Regions from separate parts of the Homo sapiens genome. Here region 2 is linked to region 1. Evidence: chromatin loops called from intact Hi-C (ENCODE). Cell type or tissue: IMR-90. All regions are shown on one strand. Links, peaks and the distances in the headings refer to the core of each region. The heading gives the core; the rest is flanking DNA.

Region 1 (9,973 bases), core at 4,552-8,551:
GGCCTCTTGGAACTTGTGATCTGGCGCTGAGACAATGAGCAAATGAAGGAGCCAAATCATCGCAGACAACAAAGAAAGCCAGGGTGTCAGGACAGGCACAGACTGGAACTTGGACCCGAGGCAGGACAGGGAGCTGGCCAGGGAAAGGGTGCTCCAGGAGGAGGGCACAGGATGGGCAAAGACCTTGAGAGGGCAGTGATCTTAGCAGCTTGAAGAGCAGTCAGGAGGCCAGGGGCAGGGGTGAGATGAGGGGGAAGGGGACTGCAGGGCGGTCAACAGGGGCAAGATCGTGGGGGGACAGGGGGATCAGGGTCTTTGGGAGAAGGGTGGGTTTTGCCTGGAGCATAATCTGGAGCCACAGGAGAGTTGGAAGTAGGAGCTGTTATAAATAGAAGAGGCAGAAGGCCCGGGCAGCATCCAAATGCAGAGACTTGGGCCAGTGTTCTTAGGATAATAGGATCAGAGCCCCGGAAGTAGAGCTTCAGGAATAGACTGACGAAGTGGTGACCGGGTACAGTGGCTCACATCTGTAATTCCAGCACTTTGGAAGGCCCAGGTGGGAAGATTGCTTGAGCCTAGGAGTTCGAGACCAGCCTGGCCAACATGGTGAAACCCCATCTCTACTAAAAATATAAAAATTAGCTGGGCGTGGTGGCATGTGCCTGTAATCCCAGCTACTTGGGAGGCTGAGGCAGGAGAATCACTGGAACCCAGGAGGCAGGCGGAGGTTGTAGTGAGCTGAGATTGTGCCACCGCACTCCAGCCTGGGCGACGGAGCAATACTCTGTCTCAAAAAAAAAAAAAGGAATAGATTTAAGAAGTTGTGGCCAAGAACAGTGGCTCACACCTGTAATCTCAGCACTTTGGGAGGCTCAGGCAGGAGGATGGCTTGAGCCCAGGTGTTCGAGACCAGCCTGGGCAACATGGTGAAACCCTGTCTCTACAAAAAATACAACAACAACAAAATAATAAGCTGGATGTGGTGGCATGTGCCTGTAGTCCCAGCTACTAGGGGAGGCTGAGGTGGGAGGATCACCTGAGCCCAGGAAGTTGAGGCTGCAGTTAGCTGTGGTCATGCCACTGCACTCCAGCCTGGGCAATGGGAGTGAGATCCCGTCTCAAAAAAAAAAAAAAAAAGACTTTTCATCTCTGTATCACCATCACAAGTCTTAACACAAAATGGTTTGGTAAGTATTTTGTTGATCTTAACTGTTCAATCAGCCAGAGGCTTATTGGACACAGCCTGTGTGCAGGGAATCGGGGACAATGCAGACCCAATCCCTGTCCAGGGGAGCTGACAGTCCAGCAGGGGAGATGGCAATAAACAAGCTATTGCCCAATAATTATATCAGTTGCCCCTGGGACCGGTCTGCTAAGAGAGATGACTGGATCTGGGAGGGCTTCCTGGAGGAGGTGGCTTTGATTCTGAAATCCAACAACAAGTGGGACTAGCCAGAGAGTGACCTGAGAATGTGGGAGTGTGGGCAGTTCTGGCAGGCAGAACAGCCCAGGCAAAGGCCTGGAGGCTTCACGAATTCACAGTGTTCCTGAGAAGAGCAGGATGTCAGGGACACGGGGGGCTGAGACTCATTTGATGGCGTGGGTAGGGCCGCGTGGGTCAAGGGAAAGAGATATAGATTATGTCCTCAGCTTAGTGGAGCTTAGTGGAGCCACAGCTGACCTGCGGCAGGAAGTGCCAAGCAGAAGCTTAGTTGTAGTGTTTTCTTTCACTTCCTGGGTGGCTTCAGCAGACGGGAATGCAACCTTATGTTCTCATCCTTGGCCTGAGGCTGAAGCCTCTGCTTTCCGGAAGTACAGTGAGTTTCTGGGTCTCTGCTACCTCCAGTGTGATGGTTTCTGCAATATTTTGAGAATAAGTAAGAGGAGATTGGGGTGAGGACCAAAGTGGTACCTTCAGCCCCAGAGAAGGGCATGTGAAGGCTCTAAAAGGAAGTTCTGGCCGGGCGCGGTGGCTCACGCCTATAATCCCAGCACTTTGGGAGGCCGAGGCGGGCGGATCGCCTGAGGTTAGGAGTTCGAGACCGGCCTTGCCAACCTGGTGAAACCCCATCTCTACTAAAAATACAAAACGCAGCTGGGTGTGGTGGCGGGCGCCTGCAGTCCCAGCTACTCAGGAGGCTGAGGCAAGAGAATCACTTGAACCTGGGAGGCGGAGGTTGCAGTGAGCCGAGATCGCACAACTGCACTCCAGCCTGGGCGACACAGCAAGACTCCGTATCAAAAAATAAATAAATAAATAAATAATTTTTTTTAAAAAAAGGAAGTTCTGGGGACAGAACCCAGAACTTGCCCGAGAAAAATGGGGCACGTCAGTGATGCAAACACCCAGATTTTTCTGCTGACAAGAAGTCCATAAATACAATCAAAGAATAAAATACAATCAAAGTGTAACTGGAAACAAAATTGAACTCATGGATAAAATATCCTCGTTATATAAGTAACATCTAGAAAGCAGTAAGAAAATGCCAACCAGTTAGGTGGATATGAATCCAGAAGTCAGAGAAAATGGAGGACAAATAGCTCTTAAACCCAGAAAAATTTCCTCAGCTTCACTTGCCAAATGAAAATTAAGAGTACAGTGAGGCAGGGCCAGGCACGGTGGCTCATGCCTGTAATCTGAGCACTTTGGGAAGTCAACATGGGAGGATCATTTGAGCTCAGGAGTTGGAGATTAGCCTGGGCAACATGGTGAGATCCGTCTCTACAAAACATACAAAAATTAGCCAGGCATGGTGGTGTGCACCTGTAGTCTCAGCTACTTGGAAGACTGAAGTGGGAGGATGGCTTGAGTCCAGGAGGCAGAGGTTGCAGGGAGCCAAGATAGTGCCACTGTACTCCAGCCTGGGCGACAGAGCGAGACTACATCTCAAAAACAAAAACAAAAATGGTAAAAGACTGAATAACTTCCTCCTGAGATTGGAAACAAGACAAGGATGTCCATTTTCACCACCTCTATTCAACATTGTTCTGGTGATGTTAGCCACTGTAATAAGAAAAGAAAAAGCAGGCTGAGGCAGGAGAATGGTGTGAACCAGGGAGGCGGAGCTTGCAGTGAGCCAAGATCGGGCCACTGCACTCCAGCCTGGGTGACAGAGTGAGACTCCGTCTAAAAAAAAAAAAAAAGAAAGAAAGAAAAGAAAAGCTGGGCATGGTGGCTCACGCCTGTAATCCCAGCACTTTGGGAGGCTGAGGTGGGAGAATCACAAGGTCAGGAGTTCAAGACCAGCCTGATCAACATGGTGAAACCCCATCTCTACTAAAAATACAAAAATTAGCCAGGCATGGTAAAAATACAAAAATTAGCCGTGCGTGGTGATGCGCGCCTGTAATCCCAGCTACTCAGGAGGCTGAGGCAGGAGAATCGCTTGAACCCGGGAGGTGAAGGTTGCAGTGAGCCAAGATCGCGCCACTGCACTCCAGCCTAGGTGACAGAGGGAGACTCTGTCTCAAAAAAAAAAAAAAAATTAAAAATTGGCAGGGTGTGATAGCTCACACCTGTTGTCCCAGCTATTTGGGAGGCTGAGGATTGCTTGAGTCAGGGAGGACAAGGCTGCAGTAAGCCATCATCACACCATTACACTCCAGTCTGGGCAACAGAGCGAGATCCTGTCTTAAAACAAAAAAATATATGAGAAAAATAAACAAGTCAGGTGTGGCTGGGCATGGTGATACATGCTTGTAGCCTCAGCTACTGGAGAAGCTGAAATGGGAGCCCAAGAATTTAAAGGCAACATAGCAAGATTCTGTAACAAGCAAAACAGAATAAAATAAGTAATAAAAAAAAGGTAAATAAAACTGTTGCTATTTGCTGATGATATGATTGTTTATGTCAAAAACCCAAGGGAATCTATAAGACAACTACTGAAATTAATACATAAATTCAGCAAGTTACCAGGTTTAAAAAGTCCGTTGAATTCAATACAAAAGTCAATTGAATTTTTATACACCAGCAGCAAACAATTGGAACATAAAAAAATTTTGAAAAATTTCCTTTGCAGCAGCACTGAAAAAGATAAAATACTGTGATGGTCTGAGAGTTTGCGTCTCCCCAAAATTAATACATTGAAATCCTAACCTCGAAGGCGGTGGTATTCAGAATCGGAACCTTTTAAGAGGTGATTAGATCATGAGGGTTGAGCTCTCATGAATGGGATTAATGCCCTTATAAAAGAGGCCCCTAGGCTGGGCATGGTAGCTCACGCCTGTAATCCCAGCACCCTGGGAGAATTGCAGGCTGGTCTCTGACAAACAACTTGTGTTTGAGACCAGCCTGGGCAATGTGGCGAAACACCACCTCTACCAAAAAAAACACAAAAATTAGCTGGGCATGGTGGTGCACACCTGTAGTCCCAGGTCAGGAGTTTGAGGCCAGCCTGATCAACGTGGAGAAACCCCATCTCCACTGACAAAACAAAATTAGCTGGATGTGGTGGTGCATGCCTGTAATTCCAGCTACTTGGGAGGCTGAGGTGGGAGAATCGCTTGAACCCAGGAGGTGGAGGCTGCGGTAAGCCGAGATCACACCATTGCACTCCAGCCTAGGCAACAAGAGCAAAACTCTGTCTCAAAAAAAAAAAAAAAAAAAAAAAAGGCCGGGTGCAGTGGCTCATGCCTGTAATCTTAGCACTTCGGGAGGCCAAGGTGGGTGGATCACCTCAGGTCAGGAGTTCAAGACCAGCCTGGCCAACATGGTAAAACCCCGTCTCTGCTAAAAATACAAAAATTAGCTGGGTGTGGTGGCGCACGCCTGTAATCTCAGCTACTCTGGAGGCTGAGGAAGGAGAATCGCTTGAACTCGGGAGGTGGAGGTTGCAGTGAGCTGAGATCGCGCCACTGCATTGCACTCAAGGTTGCGTGACAGGAAAGAGGCTACATCTCAAAAAAAAAAAAAAAAAAAAAAGAAGGCCAGGGACCTGGAGTCCGGAGTGCATACAAGTGGGTGGCTTTGCAGTGTTTTGAGGACCAACGGTCAGAAACCAAGATTTGGGTGTCTTGGGCCCAGCCTTGGGAAGGCACTGGTGCCAGTAACTGAGATGAGGGAAAGAGTGGGAAGGATGAGGCACATCAGCATTGTGAACGCTCCGTGATCCAAGCTGTGGCTTGGCCCAGGATCCTGGATGAACAAACTGGTGCCTTCAAAGTCCCTGGGAAAAAGACAGGGGGGACAGGGGTGCCCTTGGACAGCCCTGCTAACCAGGAACTCCTCGCCTGGGCCCCACTGGATGGTGATAACAGAGACACAGAGTAGCCCAGGACCAGCCTGCTCAGGTCAGATTCCTGCATGGCCCGAGGTGGGGGCAGAGGAATCCTGCCAGGCCAGGTGTGTCACTAGGAAGCCGGGGCCACGGCATCACTCAGGCACCGACAACATGTAAAAGAAAGAAAAATAATAAAGCTTTTTTTTTTCTTTTAAATTAAGACAGTTTCACTCTGTTGCCCAGGCTGGAGTGCAGCGGCATGATCTTGGTTCACTGCAACCTCTGCCTCTAGGGTTCAAGTGATTCTCGTGCCTCAGCCTCCCGAGTAGCTGGGATTACAGGTGTGTGTCACTGCACCCAGCTAATTTTTGTATTTTTGGTAGAGACGGGGTTTCACCATGTTGGCCAGGCTGGTCTCGACTCCTGACCTCAAGTGACCTGCCCGCTTCAGCCTCCCAAAGTGCTGGGGTTACAGATATGAGCCACTGTGCCCAACCAAAAAGAAAAATAATAAAGCTCTGGGCCGGGCGCGGTGGCTCACGCCTGTAATCCCAGCATTTTGGGAGGCTGAGGTGGGTGGATTATCTGAGGTCAGGAGTTCAAGACCAGCCTGTCCAACATGGTGAAACCCCGTCTCTACTAAAATTACAAAAATTAGCCGGGCGTGGAGGCAGATGCCTGTAATCCCAGCTACTCAGGAGGCTGAGGCAGGAGAGGATGGCTTGAACCCAGGAGGCAGAGGCTGCAGTGAGCTGAGATTGTGCCACTGCATTCCAGCCTTGGCAATGGAGTGAGACTCCGTCTCAAAAAAAAAAAAAAAAAGGAAACAAGAAACCCTGTCTCTACAAAAATTAGCCAGGCATGATGATGGGTGCCTGTAATCCCAGCTACTCTGGAGGGTGAGGCAGGAGAATCGCTTGAACCTGGGAGGCAGAGGCTACGGTGAGATGAGATCACGCCATTGCATTCCAGCCTGGGGAACAGAGTGAGACTCCATCTCAAAAAAAAAAAGAAACTAAAGAAAAATAATAAAGCTTTGAAACAAACAGCACATCACGACCCGTGCCCTTCCCCACCCTGGCATGCCCCTCCCTCCACTCCAACCCAGGCCTTGAAGGCAGAAGCACGAGGCCCCAAGGCCAGGGCTGGGTCTCAGGGATCTCCCTCTCGTCTTCTTCCTCCTCCCCTGTCCTCCCTAAATTCCTTTTCCTGCCCCGTTCCTGCTGTCCCAGGATCCAATTTGTGCTCCAGGCTGCGCTCTGCCCTTTCCAGCATCTCTTTCCACCTGCTTGTAGCCGCTCAGCACTTTGGGGAAACTGAGGCCAGAGCGGTGAGTTCCAGCACAGAGGGAAGGGCAGGGCCTCAACCTTCCCAGTCCAAACAATCATACGCCATTTAAATCTCACAACAACCCTAAAAGCTGGCGACTATTATTGGCCTCATTTTGTGGAAGGGGAAACTGAGGCCCAGAGCGGCAACGCGGCCAGCGAACCATCGGTAAGATTTGAACCTGGTTGTGTATCATTCAACGGTCTAGCGCTTGGCCTCAGCTGGGCCACCGCAGATGGGACATGGTTCTGCTGCCACCTGGTGGACACTCGCGGCAGCGCTGTTGGGATAGAGCCGCCTCTCACCTGACGTCCTGCCCCGAAAAGCCCAGCCAGAGGAGGGCTGACCTGCTCCCCTGGCCTCCCTGCCCCGCATCACGCCCATCAGTTTTCCGAATTTTCACAGTCTAAGTGTCCACCAGGAAGGGACTGGGTAACTAACCACCTGTGCTACAGTTGGGCTAAAGATTTTAGTGCAAAAGTTAATTTGCCCACCTCACAAGAAATACTAAAAAAATGTATATTTTTTCGAGACAGAGTCTCACTCTGTTGCCCAGGCTGGAGTACAGTGGCACAATCTCGGCTCACTGCAACCTCCGACTCCCAGGCTCAAGCGATTCTCATGCCTCAGCCTCTCAAGTAGCTGGGACTACAGGCACCCGCCACAATACCCAGCTAATTTTTGTATTTTTTAATAGAAGCGGGGTTTCACCATGTTGGCCAGGCTGGTCTCGAGCTCCTGACCTCAGGTGATCCACCCACCTGGGCCTCGCAAGGTGCTGGGATTACAGGCGAGAGCCACCGTACCCACCCAAAATAAATTCTTTAGGCTGAAAACAAGGGACCCCAGACATGTATTCCAATCCACGTGAAAATCTGAAGAACACATATAAAGGTAATGTATGTAATTTTAAAAGATTGCATAAGGCCGGGTGCTTTGGCTCACGCCTGTAATCCCAACACTTCAGGAGGCTGAGGTGGGCAGATCAATTGAGCCTAGGAGTTCAAGACCAGCCTGGGCAACACAGAGAGACCTTGTCTCTACAAAAAATACAAAACTTGGCCGGGCACGGTGGCTCACACCTGTAATCCCAGCACTTTGGGAGGCCGAGGCGGGTGGATCACGAGGTCAGGAGTTTAAGGAAAAAAATATAAAACTTAGCTGGGTTTCATGGCATCCGTCCTAACTACTCGGGAGGTCTGAGGTGGGAGAATCTCTTGAACCTGGGAGTTCGAGGCTGCAGTGAACAGAGATCTCGCCACTGCACTCCAGCCTGGGCAACAGAGTGAGATCCTGTATCAAAAAAATAAGGCTGGGCACAATGGCTCACGCCCATGATCCCAGCACTTTGGGAGGCCGAGGCAGGCAGATCACGAGGTCAGGAGATTGAGACCATCGTGGCTAACATGGTGAAACCCCATCTCTACTAAAAATACAAAAAATTAGCCGGGCATGGTGGCGGGCACCTGTAGTCCCAGCTACTCGAGGGGGCTGAGGCAGGAGAATGGCATGAACCCGGGAGGCGGAGATTGCAGTGAACTGAGATCACGCCACTGCACTCCAGCCTGGGTGACAGAGTGAGACTCCGTCTCAAAAAATAATAATAATAAATAAATAAAAATAAGATCTGCCAGTGACAGTGGCTCATGCCTGTTATCCCAGCATGTTCGGAGGCCATGACGGGCAGACCACTTGAGGTCAGGAGTTCAAGACCAGCCATAGCCAACATGGCGAAACTCTTGTCTCTACTAAAAATTAAAAAAAAAATTAGCCAGGCATGGTGCCGCACATCTGCAATTTCAGCTACTTGGGAGGCTGAGGCAGGAGAATCATTTGAACCTGGGAGGCAGAGGTTGCAATGAGCCAAGATTGCACCACTGCCCTCCAGCCTGGGTAATGGAGTGAGACCCTGTCTCAAAATAAATAAATAAAAATAAAATGTAGCATAAATGCAAATTTCTTCTCTCTTTGCCTCTTAACATATTTAAAAAGCAATTGTACAAAACTATATATTGGCCGGGCCCGGTGGCTCATGCCTGCAATCCCAGCACTTTGGGAGGCTGAGGTGGGCATATCACCTGAGGTTGGGAGTTCGAGACCAGTCTGGCCAACATGGTGAAACCCCCTCTCTACTAAAAATACAAAACATTAGCCGGGTGTGGTGGTGCACGCCTGTAATCTCAGCTACTCAGGAGGCTGAAGCAGGAGAATTGCTCGAACCTGGGAGGTGGAGGTTGCAGTGAGCCGAGATCATGCCACTGCAATCTAGCCTGGGTGACAGAGCGAGACTCTGTCTCAAAAAAACAAAAAACAAACAAAAAAACAGGCTGGGTGCGGTGGCTCATGCCTGTAATCCCAGCACTTTGGGAGGCCGAGGCGGGTGGGTCACCTGAGGTCAGGAATCTGAGACCAGCCTGGCCAACCCAGTAAAACCCTATCTCTACTAAAAATACAAAAAATTAGCCAGGCGTGGTGGTGCACGCCTGTAGTCCCAGTTACTCGGGAGGCTGAGGCAGGAGAATCGCTTGAACCTGGGAGGCAGAGGTTGCAGTGAGCTGAGATCACGCTGCTGCACTCCAGCCTGGGCGACAGAGCTAAACTCCATCTCAAAACAACAACAACAACAACAACAAACTATATATTAATTGTATTGTTGGGTCTACAATATAGAGAAAGGTAACATATTTGACATTAACGGCACAAAGGAGGTGAAGGGAGCCAAGTTGTACTGGAATAAGAAAATCATTGGGCCGGGCGCGGTGGCTTACGCCTGTAATCCCAACACTTTGGGAGGTGGAGGCAGGCGGATTACCTGAGGTCAGGAGTTCGAGACCAGCCTAACCAACATGGTAAAACCCTGTGTCTACTAAAAATACAAAAATTACCTGGGCATCGTGGCGGGCGCCTGTAATCCCAGCTACTCTGGAGGCTGAGGCGGGAGAATTGCTTGAACCCAGGAGGCAGAGGTTGCAGTGAGCCGAGATAGCGCCACTGCACTCTGGCCTGGGGAAAAGAGTAAGACTCAGTCTCAAAAAATAAAAGAAAAAGAAAAGAAAAGAAAATCACACCCAGTAGTGACTTGAATCCACAAAACCAGATTAAGAGAACCAGAAATGCAAAATAAGAAAATGAAAATAAAAAATTGCATGCTTGCTGTCCTTTATTTTCTTTCTTTCTTTCTTTCTTTTTTTTCTGAGTCGGAGTCTCGCCCTGTCTCCCAGGCTGGAGTGCAATGGCCAGATCTCGGCTTACTACAACCTCCATCTCCCAGGTTCAAGCGATTCTTCTGCCTTAGCCTCCCGAGTAGCTGGGATTACAGGCGCCCGCCACCACGCCCGGCTAATTTTTGTATTTTTAGTAGAGACGGGGTTTCGCCATGTTGGCCAGGCTGGTCTCGAACTCCTGACCTCAAGTGATCCACCCGC
Region 2 (6,665 bases), core at 1-4,000, 510 kb before region 1:
GATAGAGTCTTTGCTCTTTTGCCCAGGGTGGAGTGGCATGATCTCAGCTCACTGGCAACCTCTGCCTCCCAGGTTCAAGCGACTCTCCTGCCTCAGCCTCCCGAGTAGCTGGGACTATAGGCGTGTGCCACCACGCCTGGCTAATTTTTGTATTTTTAGTAGAGACGGGTTTCACCATGTTGGCCAGGCTGGTCTCAAATGCCTGGGATTACAGGCGTGAGCCACCGTGCCCAGCCTTTTTTTTTTTTTTCTTTAAGTAAAGATGGGGGTCTTGCTGTGTTGCCCAGGCTGGTCTCAAACTCTTGGCCTCTGGTGATCCTGAGACCTCAGCCTCCCAAAGTGCTGGGATCACATGTGTGAGCCACCGTGCCTGGCCTGATGGCTTCTTTGAAGCTCATAAAGAGGAGAAGTGACCTAGTCAGGCAACTTAAAGTGGGCTGCCTGGCAGAGGTGATGAGTGTTGAGATCTGAATGGTGAGGATGTCAGATGGAGGAGTCTGGGGAGGGCACCCCAGGCAGAGGGCACTGAATATGCAAATCCCTTCATATGCATATCCCACTGACACATATTTCACTGGATTACATATCCCACTGATTCAGGAACTTCGCGGTGTGTTCAAGGAATAGTGAGATGGTCAGGTTTTTTTGTTGGTTTGTTTGCTTTTTTTTTTTTTTTTTTTTTGAGACAGGGTCTTGCTCTGTCGCCCAGGCTGGAGTGCGGTGGCGTGATTGTGGCTCACTGCAACCTCCGCCTTCCAGGTTCAAGCAATTCTCCTGCCTCAGCCTCCCAAGTAGCTGGGATTACAGGCATGTGCCACCACGCCCGACCTTTTTTTTTTTTTTTTTTTTTTTTGACAAGGCCTCTCCCTTTCACCCAGGCTGGACTGCAGTGGCTCGATCATGGCTCACTGTAGCTTCCATCTTCTGGGCTCAAGTGATCCTCCCACCTCAGCCTCCTGAATAGCTAGGACTACAGGCATGCGCCACCACGCCCAGCTAATTTTTAAATTTCTTTTAGAGATGGGTTCTCACTATGTTGCCCAAGCTGGTTTTAAGCTTTTGGGCTCAGGCAATCTTCCTGCCTTGGCTTCCCAAGGTGCTGGGATTACAGGTGTGAGCTACTATGCCTGGCCCTTTTTTTGGGGGGGGGTTGGGGTGGGGTCTCACTCTGTCACCCAGGCTGGAATGCAGTGGTACAATCATGGCTCACTGTAATCTTCAACCTCCTGGGCTCAGTTGATCCTTCCACCTCGGCCTCCTGAATAGCTAGGACCACAACCACCATGCCCGGCTAATTTTTAAATTTTTTTCATGGAGACAGGATCTTGCTATGTTGCCCAGGTTGGTCTCAAACTCCTGACCTCAAGTGATCTGTCCGCCTCAGCCTCCCAAAGTGTTGGGATTACAGGCGAGAGCCACCGCGCCCGGCCAGAGGTGGTCAGAGTGGCTGGAGCAGAGGAAAGGAGGAGAAAGAGGAGGGAGACCATTGGAGAAGGGATGGATGGAGGGGTCTGATAGGCAGAGGTTCGTCTGAGATTCTTCGGGGAGCCTGACGTGGCGGGGACCGACCAGCAGAGGGCGCGTCGCGCTAAGTGAGGCGGTCCCCAGCAATCCTCCCATCAGCGCTCCCGGTGCCCCACCCTCAGCGGATCTAGGCCTTCCGCATTCACCTGGTGGCATGTGAATGGTTAACTTCCCCTGACTGGGGTGGAAACTGAGTCTCGAAGAGAATCAGGATCTTTTCTGGAATCAGAAAAAGATCTCCACCTCCAGTGGTTGAATATACAAACTCTGATTTCAGTGGACACAGAGCCTGGGAGGCATCCGCGGCAGAGAGAGGGCACGAAAAGGGCCTAAGGAGGCCCGCAGAGTTTCTGACCACCCAACTGAAGGAGACCTCAGGGCCGGGCGCGGTGGCTCACGCCTGTAATCCCAGCACTTTGGGAGGCCAAGGTGGGTGGATCACCTGAGGTCAGGAGACCAGCCTGGCCAACGTAGTGAAACCCCGTCTCTACTAAAAATACAAAAATTAGCCGGGCGTGCTGGTGCATATCTGTAATCCTAGCTATTCGGGAGGCTGAGGCAGGAGAATCATTTGAACCTGGGAGGCGGAGGTTGCAGTGAGCCAAGATGGCGCCACTACACTCTAGCCTGGGAAACAGAGTGAGACTCCATCTCACATTAAAAAAAAAAAAAAAAGAAAAAGATCTCCACCTCCAGTGGTTGAAGATAGAAACTCTCTGGTTTCAGGGGACACAGAGCCTGGGAGACATCCCGGGCAGACAGAGGGCATGACAAGGGCCAAAGGAGGCCACCAGAGTTTCCCAACCACCCAACTAGAGGAGACCCAGGCCTGATTTTATTTACAGGGTTCCTGGCAGTATGTCACTATTTGTTCATTTCCTTGCTTGTTCAACCAAATCAACAAATTGGGGCTGGAGGGGCGGTGGCCAGAGTGGAAAGGGTCACACCATGAGCTGAGTCCACAGATGTTACTATTGGCCCCATCAGGAAACCAAACCGATGCCCAGAGAAGAAAAGCAATAATGTAGATCTGGGCGTGAGGGGTGGGCTTGAAGTGGGGAGGGTCCTGAAGGCTCCCAGGAGGGGTGAGCTGGGCCTGTGCCTGGGTGGGATTGGAGATGCTCTTTGGACAGGATGCTGGGGCCCCGCCTGCCTTCCCTGGGGCCCTGGCACACAGCTGGCCTGAGGTCCTTGGCTACAATCCTTTTTTTCCAAGAAGGGTGAGGTGGTTTGTGGGAAGCAGCCATGGGGGTTATTTATAGAGGCTGCAGGAAATCCCCAAAGAGTCTGAGACTCGCCAGGCGGTTGGACCTCAGGGTCAGGAAGGGGGCCTGATCGGCCAATTGCTCGACCCCCACCCCCTGTATTCAGCCCCCACCCGGTTCCTGAGGAGTCACCAGCCTGGGACAGTCAGAGCTTTAGGGTCAGAGCTGGAAAGAGGGAGGGATGAGGCTGGGAGAGAGGTTTCCAAAAGGGGAAGCAAGGGCTATATCTGGGACTTCAAGAAAGGCTGCCTGGAGGAGGGGGTCTCTGGAGCTGGGCTTCAGAGGTAGAAGGGTTCGTTAGACATGAAAAAGACTTTCTAATCCAAGGGCACAGCACAAATTAATGAATGTTGAGTCTTTTACAAAGAATTAAAAAGTCCAGGATAGGAGGAGGCAAAAGGGGAGTCACAGATGTGCTAAGGAGTTAGACTTTGTTCTAAGGGTAATAGGGAGCCATGGAGAGTGTGTGAGCAGGAGAGGGACTTGGACAGAGTCTGTAATGGAAAGACTCCTCTGGACCAGCACAGGAGCCATACCAGAGGCAGCAGCTGAGGTGCAAGTGTACAGGGGCTGAGCCAGGGCCAGGTCACTGGGATCGGTTAGAGGGATGATGGCTCCTGGAATGCTCTGGAAGGCAAAACAGACAAAGGACCAGAGGCCTGTGCCCATGTGTCTGGAGAGTTTAGAATTATTACTATTATTATTTTAGAGACAGGGTCTTGCTCTGTCGCCCCGGCTGGAGTACAGTGGTGCAATCCTAGCTCACTGCAGCCTCCAACTCCTGGACTCAAGTGATTCTCCTGCCTCAGCCCCCCAGGTAGCTGGGACTAAAGGTACGCACCACCATGCCCAGCTAATTTTTAAATTTTTGCTAGACATAGGGTCTTGCTAAATTTCTCAGGCTGGTCTCAAACTCCTGGACTCAAGCGATCCTCCTATCTCGATCCCCCAAAGCGCTGAGATAATAGCCATGAGCCACCGTGCCCAGCCCTAATACAACTTTATTTATAAAAACAATGCCTGACCTTAGAGTTATTATTATTACACCCAATGCTTGGATGAGAAAATGGAGGCTAGGATTGACTGAGCCAAGATTCAAACCCAGGGATGTTTGGCTCTGAAATCCTAAATCAGGTCTTCTGGGATGGTTAGGACTGGCTGGCATCAATGTCTCCCCCTAAGGACTCTGGGCTGTCTGGCAGTAGGCTTAGGGGCAGGGATGTCCCCGCTTCCTTGGGGCCTCCAGCTCAGCCCGTCTGGGCGGTCTGGCCAGGCTGACCCCCCTACTCTGTCTTGGCAGAGCCCCAGCTGAGCGCTTCCTGCGGTGACCATCTCTCGCCCTTGTTTCCGTATCCCGGAAATATCGTTCCTTTGTCCCTCCAGACTAGCCTGCCCTAAGCGTGGCGCTGCCAGCTCCCAGGTCCTTGTGACTCATCCGTCCCAGTCCAGGACCCCAGGGGATGGGCTGGGAGGGAATTGAGGGATTGAGAGGATGGGAGGTGTTGGGGGAGGAGACAAGCTGAGATCCTAGCCAGTGATTTCTTTCTTTCTTTCTTTCTTTCTTTCTTTCTTTCTTTCTCTCTCTCTCTCTCTCTCTCTCTCTCTCTCTCTCTCTCTCTCTCTCTCTCTCTCTCTCTCTCTCTCTTTCTTTCTTTCTTTCTTTTTTTTGAGATGCAGTCTCGCTCTGTCGCCCAGGCTGGAGTGCAGTGGCGCGATCTCGGCTCACTGCAACCTCTGCCTCTTGGGTTCAAGCGATTCTCCTGCTTCAGCCTCCTAAGTAGCTGGGACTACAGGCATGCACCATCACGCCTGGCCAATTTTTTTGTATTTTTAGCAGAGATGGGATTTCACCACGTTGGTCAGACTGGTCTCGAACTCCTGATCTCAAATGATCTGCCCGCCTCAGCCTCCCGAAGTGCTGGGATTACAGGCATGAGCAACCATGCCCGGCCCTAGACAGCGATTTTAAGGCTGTTTTTCCTGATGGCCATTGGCTTTATGTCCTGAAGTTTTTACTTGTTAGAGATAAAGCCCCAGGGATGGGGTTACAGAGTCAAAGTTTTGTGCATTCATTCATTTGAGACAGGGTCTTGCTCTGTCACCCAAGTTGATGCATAGTGGTGGAATCAGAGCCCACTGCAGCCTTCAGCTCCTGAGCTCAAGCAATTCTCCCACCTCAGCCTCCCAAGTAGCTGGCACTACAAGAACGCACCATCACACCTGGTTTTCTTTAAATTTTTTGTAGAGACGAGGTCTCGCTATGTTGCCCAGGCTGACCTCGAATTCTGGCGCTCAAGCGATCCTCCTACCTAGGGCTCTCAAAGTGCTGAGATTACAGGAATGTGCCATTGCACCCAGCCTGATTTTATTACGTTTCACTAAACTAGTTTCTGGAAGGGCTATTACAGGACTTGAATTTCTACCAGTCTTGTAGGAAAAGGACCTTTTTTCTACACCTTTACTTGCAGTAGGTGTTGGGTGTTATGACCTTGAAAAGACATTTTCCCAGTCTGCTGGGTGCAATGTGATTTCCCTGTGTTCTTTCGATTTGCTTTTCCCTGACTACTGGCTAATTTAGTGATAGCAGTGAGCCAAAGTGTCTTTAAACTGGACACTGGTACCTTTTCTGGAGAATTCTTTGCAAACCTAGAACTTTCTTTCTCTTTTTTCTTTCTTTTTTTTTTTTTTTTTTTGAGACAGGGTCTTGCTTTGTTGCCCAGGCTGGAGTGCGGTGGCGTGATCTCGGCTCACTGCAACCTCCGCCTCCTAGGGTTCAAGAGGTCCTCGTGCCTCAGCCTCCCGAGTAGCTGGGATTACAGACGCACACCACTACGCCTGGCTTTGTGTTTTTTTGTAGAGATGGGGTTTTGCCATGTTGGCCAAGTTGGTCTTAAACTCCTGGCCTCAGGTGATCCACTCACCTCAGCCTCCCAAAGTGCTGGGATTATAGGGACTACAGGCGTGTGCCACCATGCCTGGCTAATTTTTAAAATCTTTTGTAAAGACAAGTTCTCACTATATTGCCACAACTGGTCTTGAAATCCTGGGCTCAAGCAATTCTCTCACCTCTGCCTCCAGATTAGCTGGGTCCACAGGTGCACATCACCATGCTTGGATAATTTTTAAGGTTTTTGTAGAGACAGTGTCTTGCTATGTTGCCCAGGCTGTTCTTGAACTCCTGAGCTCAAGCGATCCTCCAGCCTCAGCCTCCCAAAATGCTGGGATTACAGATGTGAGACATCTTTCTTGGCCTGCTGTTTAAAGGAAACACTAAATTTAACAGCATTGCCGTCATGATGCTGTGCCTTGTAGCCACTGCATTAAACCCTCTTTGGCTATGACTCTGCTATTTCCCTTTGTGTATAGAGATGCCTGTGCCTTGGGGGCTGCTGGTGTCCCCCAACGTTTGTTCCAGGTTGAAGGGTCTTGTGGCCTGGAGGAGTTGGGGAGGAGGTTCCCTGGCTTTCATCTTCTTTCCAGTCTTTTCTCCTTCATAGCCATGTGGTACTTTTGTTGTTGTTGTTGTTGTTGTGTTGTGTTTTGTTTTGTTTTTTGCTCTGTTGCCCAGGCTAGGGTGCAGTGGCTCGATCTTGGCTCACTGCAGCCTCCACCTCCCGGGTTCAAGAGATTCTCCTCCTTCAGCCTCCCGAGTAGCTGGGATTACAGGCGTGCATCACCACGCCCAGCTAATTTTTGTATTTTAAGTAGAGATGTGGTTTCACCATGTTGGCTAGGCTGGTCTCGAACTCCTGACCTCAAGTGATCCTCCCGCCTTGGCCTCCCAAAGTGTTGGGATTACAGGCGTGAGCCAGCATGCCCAGAAACCATGTGGTACCTTTAAAAGCAGAAATCACGCTTCTGGAGTCTTTGAAGGAT

The links. Peaks named below come from ENCODE experiments on the same cell type or tissue, not always from the same donor. Only the 100,000 strongest peaks of a DNase experiment are listed, where the experiment ranks them.
Region 2: a loop joins it to region 1, with 15 times the contacts of the local background. A loop is called at or near these places in 9 of 110 quality-filtered maps.

Annotation. Positions count from the first base shown.
Region 1 is chr19:17,848,950-17,858,922 of GRCh38, forward strand. No RefSeq gene overlaps it. Among named protein-coding and RNA genes, the nearest start is that of JAK3, 6.0 kb to the left of the region's middle. In IMR-90, for the core only: a CTCF peak has its summit at 6,808 (motif pointing left); no DNase peak of the experiment used is centred there.
Region 2 is chr19:17,344,796-17,351,460 of GRCh38, forward strand. PLVAP (plasmalemma vesicle associated protein) reads right to left here. Exons shown (of 6, transcript NM_031310.3): 6 at 6,660-6,665. Among named protein-coding and RNA genes, the nearest start is that of GTPBP3, 11 kb to the left of the region's middle. RefSeq lists enhancers at 1,296-2,257, 4,039-4,543. In IMR-90, for the core only: a CTCF peak has its summit at 1,574 (motif pointing right); no DNase peak of the experiment used is centred there.